Linked DNA regions of Homo sapiens: region 2 is linked to region 1. A link is a contact called in ENCODE Hi-C or POLR2A ChIA-PET data. All regions are on one chromosome and are shown on one strand. The core of a region is the stretch at or near the end of the contact, and the rest is flanking DNA. Distances in the headings are between cores, read along the strand shown. Region 1 has its middle 21 kb from the start of MEP1A. Region 2 has its middle 26 kb from the start of TNFRSF21.

Region 1 (2,905 bases), core at 111-2,610:
CTAAAATTGGTTTGTGGTGGTGGTTGCACAACCATATGTCTACTAAACATCATTGAGTTATACACTTAAAATGAGAGCATTTGATGGCATGTAAATTATTCTTCAATAGAACTGTTTTGTAAAGGAACTCATCTAGCCTTTGCTGGCTCCTTGGCAACCAGTTCCACAGATTGCTCTGATGGCAGAAAAGCCATCCCAAAAGCTTACATAGCTTAACATTTTTATAATAGCAATAGGGGCCAGACCTCATGTTTCACTGTTTCACACACAACCTTGACTTCTCAGTGGAAAGTATTTTGCTACCTTAGATTCTTCAGGATCTGCAGTCATCAAGTTTCATGGAACCTGATAAGGAGGCTCAGAGTCACATGGCTGAGGGAATTCCAGTACTGAACATTAAAAAAAAAATCTTTGTAGCTAAATTTACTTGGAGACTAGCACAATGTGCATGGGTGTTAGATAAGGCCAGAGAAGTGTCTTGAGTGTGACCAGGCGAGAAATAGGAAGCCAACTTAGAGAGCAGAAGCTGTTCTCTCTAATTTCTGAACCCCTGCTGCAAAGTTGCTAAACAGTCACATGGTTCCTAGTGGGTGGAAGGTCTCTGATTTCTCTTCTGCAAATGTGGCAAGAATTTAGAGTTCCCCGGCCCAATAAGAGGAACATGTGTGGCCACAGGCTGGCCTTGGGACTCCAGTTATATCCTGGAAGGGAGCTTCTTCTTTGCCTTGGTTTTGTCAAATGACATGTGACAAGAAATGGTTTGCTAAGAGACTGCTGCTGTACTTATAATGTTCCCACAAGCCATGCCAGAGTGCCCAAAGAGAAAAATTCTAGTACCCCTCAAGTCCAAGATTCCTGGAGAGCTCACGGCTTCTGCCCCAAAGTCCTTTGGTCTGATGGAATCTAGGACTACCCAAATGTTGAGAACAGAGTGACAAAGCCAGCAGGGGAGAGAATTCCTGAGCTGTCTCTTAGTGAAATTTGCTCTTTTGCATAGGAATTATTGGTGATGCCTGATTGCCCTATAGTTGTTACATGTGATTTTATAAGATGGGGGGAACAATCCTCTGGAGGGAGTGTGGGACGGTGGACAGATGACTGGACTAGAACACAGAAAACCCAAATTCAAATACTAATTCTACAACAAATCCGCTATGTGAGCTTGGGGAAATCACTTTTCTTCTCTGAGCATCTGATTGCCCATCTGTAAAATAAGGGTTTTTGGTTAGATGAACTTTAAGGTCCTCTTGACTCCGATAATAAGAGTCATAACTATAATCATGAGTGCCAGGTACATCATGTGTAATCCTAAGAGGCAGGCATGCCTATCACCAATTACAAATGAGGAAACTGAAGATATGGCAGACTAACCAAACTCCTCAAGTTCAAACTGCTTAGAAAGAATTGCTTGAACTGACTACCCTAAAATAGATCCTGAACTCTGACTACACAGCAGAATGTGAGGGAATTGTTTCTAATTTCTTGGGCTTGTGGGCACCACAGACATTTCCAAAGGCCACTGGCTACTACAGAAAAGCCTCTAGATTTTCCCCCTATCATTACATTTAGAAAACTTTCAAATACACAGAAAAAATTTTTAAAAATTTTATAGTACCATCCTAATACCTACCTTCTACTAGCTCTTACTGCTTGCTTTCACACATAACTAGTCACCTGCCATCTCACTATCCCTCCGTCAATCTTATGTTTCGAGGAACCTTTAGTCTTGATGAGTTCTAAGAAAGGTGTCTCTCATTAAGCTTTCTCAATTCTTTCTCTCTGGCCACATATTGCTTAATCTTCACAAGTATCAATGAAGCCAGCATGAATGGGCCTTATAGAGGAAGAAACTGAGGCTTACAAAGGTCAGCAACTTTCTCAAGGCCACTGAGCTGGGAAGTGCTGGAACCTACCTGTCTCAGGCAAAAGCCCCTGCTCTTACCCCCATGTTCTGTTGCCCTCTGACACAGCACTTTTCAAAAACATAGGCATTATGCCTTCGTTAGTCAGTCATCTTTTACTTCCACTGAGGGGTTTTTTTTTCCCTAGAACATTAAAATCTTTGAGGAAAAATGAAACAAAATAAAAACGACTCAGGTTTTATTCACTCTGCTATGAGCAGAACTTCATGTATAGTGTCCTAGAAGAGAATGAGTAAATTATGTGGTCCCCCTCCCATAAAGGTTGACTTTACCATCTGGTTTTGTGTGTGTGTGTATATGTGTGTATTTATGTGTATTCCATCATATCTGTTTGCTTTCACAAACCAGCGCCTTTCAACTCCGTTGTCAACCTTAGCTGCTTCTTTTGTCTTTCTTCCTTTCATTTTGCGTGCCATGTTTTGAAATGGTGGGAGAAGAGGAAGTTCCATCAGCGTGAATGAGCGTAAGTATAGGCACTTGAGTGATATGGGAATGCTCATATTGCTCAATGTGTCTTTCAACACCCAAGCCTTATCATCCTCAACCTGTCAGCTGGGCTTGCACAAGTAAATACATTTCCGTTTTTTTTTTTTTTTTTTTTTTTTTTTTTTTTTTTTTTTTTTGAGACTGAGCTTCGCTCTTTTTTTGTCCAGGCCTCCCAAAGTGCTAGGATTATAGGCGTGAGCCACCGCGCCTGACCTAAATATATTTCCGTGCCAGCTTGATTGAGTAAAGGGATGTTGGTAACCAGAAATGCCTTAGGTGATCCAGAACCCCATCACACCTTTATTTTAAAGTAGCTTTCCCCCTCTGCTTTCATTTAAATATGGGTGTGTCTGCAGTTACAGGAGCCATAATACTTTATTTTTTTAATGATTTTTCTCCCCTTTTTAAAATTATTATTTATTTATTTATTTATTTTGAGACAGAGTCTCGCTCTGTCCCCCAGGCTGGAGTGCAATGGCACGATCTCAGCTCACCGC
Region 2 (2,905 bases), core at 237-2,736, 560 kb before region 1:
ATCTTCCACTGCATACACCCTTAACACCCTTGCCCTGTCCCCTTTCTGTTATAAGCTTCACCCCTGTGTAACCTAGCCCTCCACCTCCTACATGTCTGCACCCAGGCAGCTCAACAAGTCTGGACTGAAACACAATTGTGCTAGTGGGTCCCACCTGACATTTTAAACCCCAGCTCTCAGGCAGGCTCTCAGTGCTAAGGCAGAATTCTTGACATAGGCAGGGCACAGACAGGCTGGGGTGAGGTAGAATAATTCAGGCTTGAGATAATTCACAAAGCCAATGAATGACAGATAGGAAGGGTTAAACAGGGGTAAGAAAATTCTACCTGGATTTAAAAAATGAATTTTGAGGAACATTTGCCCTGATTGTGAAGACTTTGTGTGTGAAGACTTCTTGGTGATGAAATTCTAAGGCAAAGTGAAAAAATTGTGCAGCCAGCCCAAAACAAAGGAATCAATTCTAAGTCTGCTAAGAAGCTTGTGGGAAAAGGTCTTGTAAGTACAGGGCTTAACTTAATGGGGGAAGACAGAAAATGGTAAGATAAACACAGAAGGAAAAAATGTAATGCCAGGTAGAGAAAAATGCTGATAAAGGCAAAATAGGAAAGTGGATGGAGAATGACAGGGATTGCTATTTTAGAAGGGGGGCCAGAGAGGGCTTCTCTGAAGTGATGGCTGTGAGTGGAGGATACAATGAAGGAGTGAGAAAGGAGATTGGCAGGCAGAGAGAACAGCAAGTGCAAAAACCCTCAAGGCAGGGTTTGCTTGGCAAGTTTAAGGAACAGCATGGAAGTCAGTGTAGCTGGAGCAGAGGGAGCATGGAAGGGAGTGATACGTGAAGTTGGAGGGGATTCCAGAGGTCACACCATGGAGGGGCTTTGAGGACTTCTCGTCATTGTTTGGCTGCTCCTTTGATGGGGGAGACATGCCCTTCTCCCTGTATCCACCGAGAGTCATACTGCATTCAGCAATAGCCTGCTCATGTGTTACCTCTGCCAAGAAGCCCACTGGTTTCTCCTAGAGGCATTACTGACAGGCCTCCTGCATTCTCCCCTGGCTCTGGGAGTATGTGATGGAAAACCAAGTGTTTTTCTTACACACCCAATATAGAATACGTCACCTCTGGTCACCAAAATGTGTGTGGGGATTTTTTTTCTCACACACCAAAAGCAATTTTCCAGTGAACACTGTTAAAGCAAACTAAATATGGGCTGAGAAGGACTCCGTAATTTTATATTTGAGACCTGGTGGATGAACTGTAACCTTATTAAGATAAGCAGACAAGTTGAAAACCTAACTTAGGACTATGTGCCTGTAACAATAGCTGAGTCTTGGCCAATCCCAGAGGCCATATTTCAACCACTCGTAGACTGCTAAGTGTTCAAACTGTGTTCAAATAAAGCAAACACCAATCTGTAACCAATCCAGCTGTTTCCGTACCTCACTTCTGATTTCTGTATGTCACTTCCCTTTTTTGTTTGTAAATTTGTTCTGACCACGAGGCACGCTTGTAGTCTCTCTGAATCTGCTGAGTCTGAGGGCTGTCCTATTCGCGAATCATTCATTGCTCAATTAAACTCCTTTAAATTTAATTCAGCTGAAGTTTTTCTTTTAACACCAGCAACTGGGTGTCCTATAATTTAATTCAATAATGACACTATCTACCTGGAATTAGAGTCAGATTCCACAGGTTAAGGGCTCAGTCCCACAAAACTGCCCTCCAACTTCAGATGCCCATCACAATTAGTAGGTCACCTATACTTGTGACCAAACAGCTGTAAATCAGAATTCCTCCTCCTTGAGTTTGATTAATTTGCTAGAGAGGCTTACAGAACTCAGGGAAACAACCTACTTAATCTACGCATTTATTATAAACGATATTACAAAAGATACAGATGAAGAGCCAGATGGAAGAGATGCATACATAGGGCAAGGCGTGTGGGAAGGGACACAGAGCTTCCAGGCCATTTCTGGGTAGGAGTCTCTACCTATTCAGCCACCTGGAAGCTCTCTATACCATGGTCCCTTTGGATTTATATTGAAGCTTCATTACATAGGTGTAATTGATTACATTTCTGGTCATCGAGGATCCATTTAACCTTCAGCCCCTCTTGCGTTCTCTGAGATCAGGGAATGGGGCTTAAAGTTTCAGCCTTTAGTCATATGGTTGGTTCCCCTGGCAAACAGCCTCCATCCTGAGGCTATCCAGAAGCCCACCGAAAGTTGCCTCACTAGAACAAAAGATGCTCTTATTACCCAGGAAGTTCTAAAGGATTTAGGAGCTCTGTGTCAGACACTCGTATCACTCAGGAAATTACAAAGGTTTTAGATGCTCTGTGTCAGGAACTAGGGTCAAAGACCAAATATTAGAACAAAAGATTCTCCTAGCATCTCTATCTACAAGATAGAGCACTTCTATCAAAGCAGGAACAGAGACCAAATACATGTTTCTAACTAGATTGTGGTATTGCAAGTACCTTACCTTGGGGGAAGCTATCACTTCTCAAGATCACAGTCTTTGTATAGGACAAAGTTACCTTCCCATGAGAGTTGAAATGATCCATCCCTTCCCAAGCCCCAGTATCTGAGTCACCACCATGTAATAGGATCTTTTAGAGGATTTGCTTTTTCCTCTTATATTTGAAAAACAATTTTGCTTCCTTCTCCATTGTCTGGTTCTGTTTACATCTTATATTTTTGCCTTTTTATATAATTCACATTCTTGGCATTTGGGGTGGTAAGGAGTTCACAAGTATAGGAGGGGTCAGGGAGGAGGAGGGGTGAGAGAAGAGGGAGGAGCTTGGACAAAGAAGCTGAGAGCATAAGATCAAAAGAAGAGTAAAGAAACAAAATAGAAAAAAGAAGGGGCAGTCTGATCCCTGGGAAATCAGCTCTCACACCATTG

What was found. Hi-C counts contacts between places; a loop is a spot of excess contacts on that map. ChIA-PET counts read pairs that join two places held with the same protein, here RNA polymerase II (POLR2A).
Region 2: a loop to region 1 is called in a map of CD8-positive, alpha-beta T cell, with 15 times the contacts of the local background. The contact joins two enhancer-like sites. A Hi-C loop is called at or near these places in 1 of 168 maps with a recorded cell type or tissue (CD8-positive, alpha-beta T cell). POLR2A ChIA-PET finds 5 or more read pairs at or near these places in 1 of 52 experiments (WTC11).

What each region holds. Positions count from the first base shown.
Region 1 is chr6:46,770,671-46,773,575 of GRCh38, reverse strand. No RefSeq gene overlaps it. Among named protein-coding and RNA genes, the nearest start is that of MEP1A, 21 kb to the left of the region's middle. Within about 2 kb of position 1,360, at least 2 of the 41 ENCODE cell types and tissues checked have a DNase peak (open chromatin) inside an H3K27ac peak, as active enhancers do.
Region 2 is chr6:47,334,217-47,337,121 of GRCh38, reverse strand. No RefSeq gene overlaps it. Among named protein-coding and RNA genes, the nearest start is that of TNFRSF21, 26 kb to the right of the region's middle. Within about 2 kb of position 1,486, at least 3 of the 41 ENCODE cell types and tissues checked have a DNase peak (open chromatin) inside an H3K27ac peak, as active enhancers do.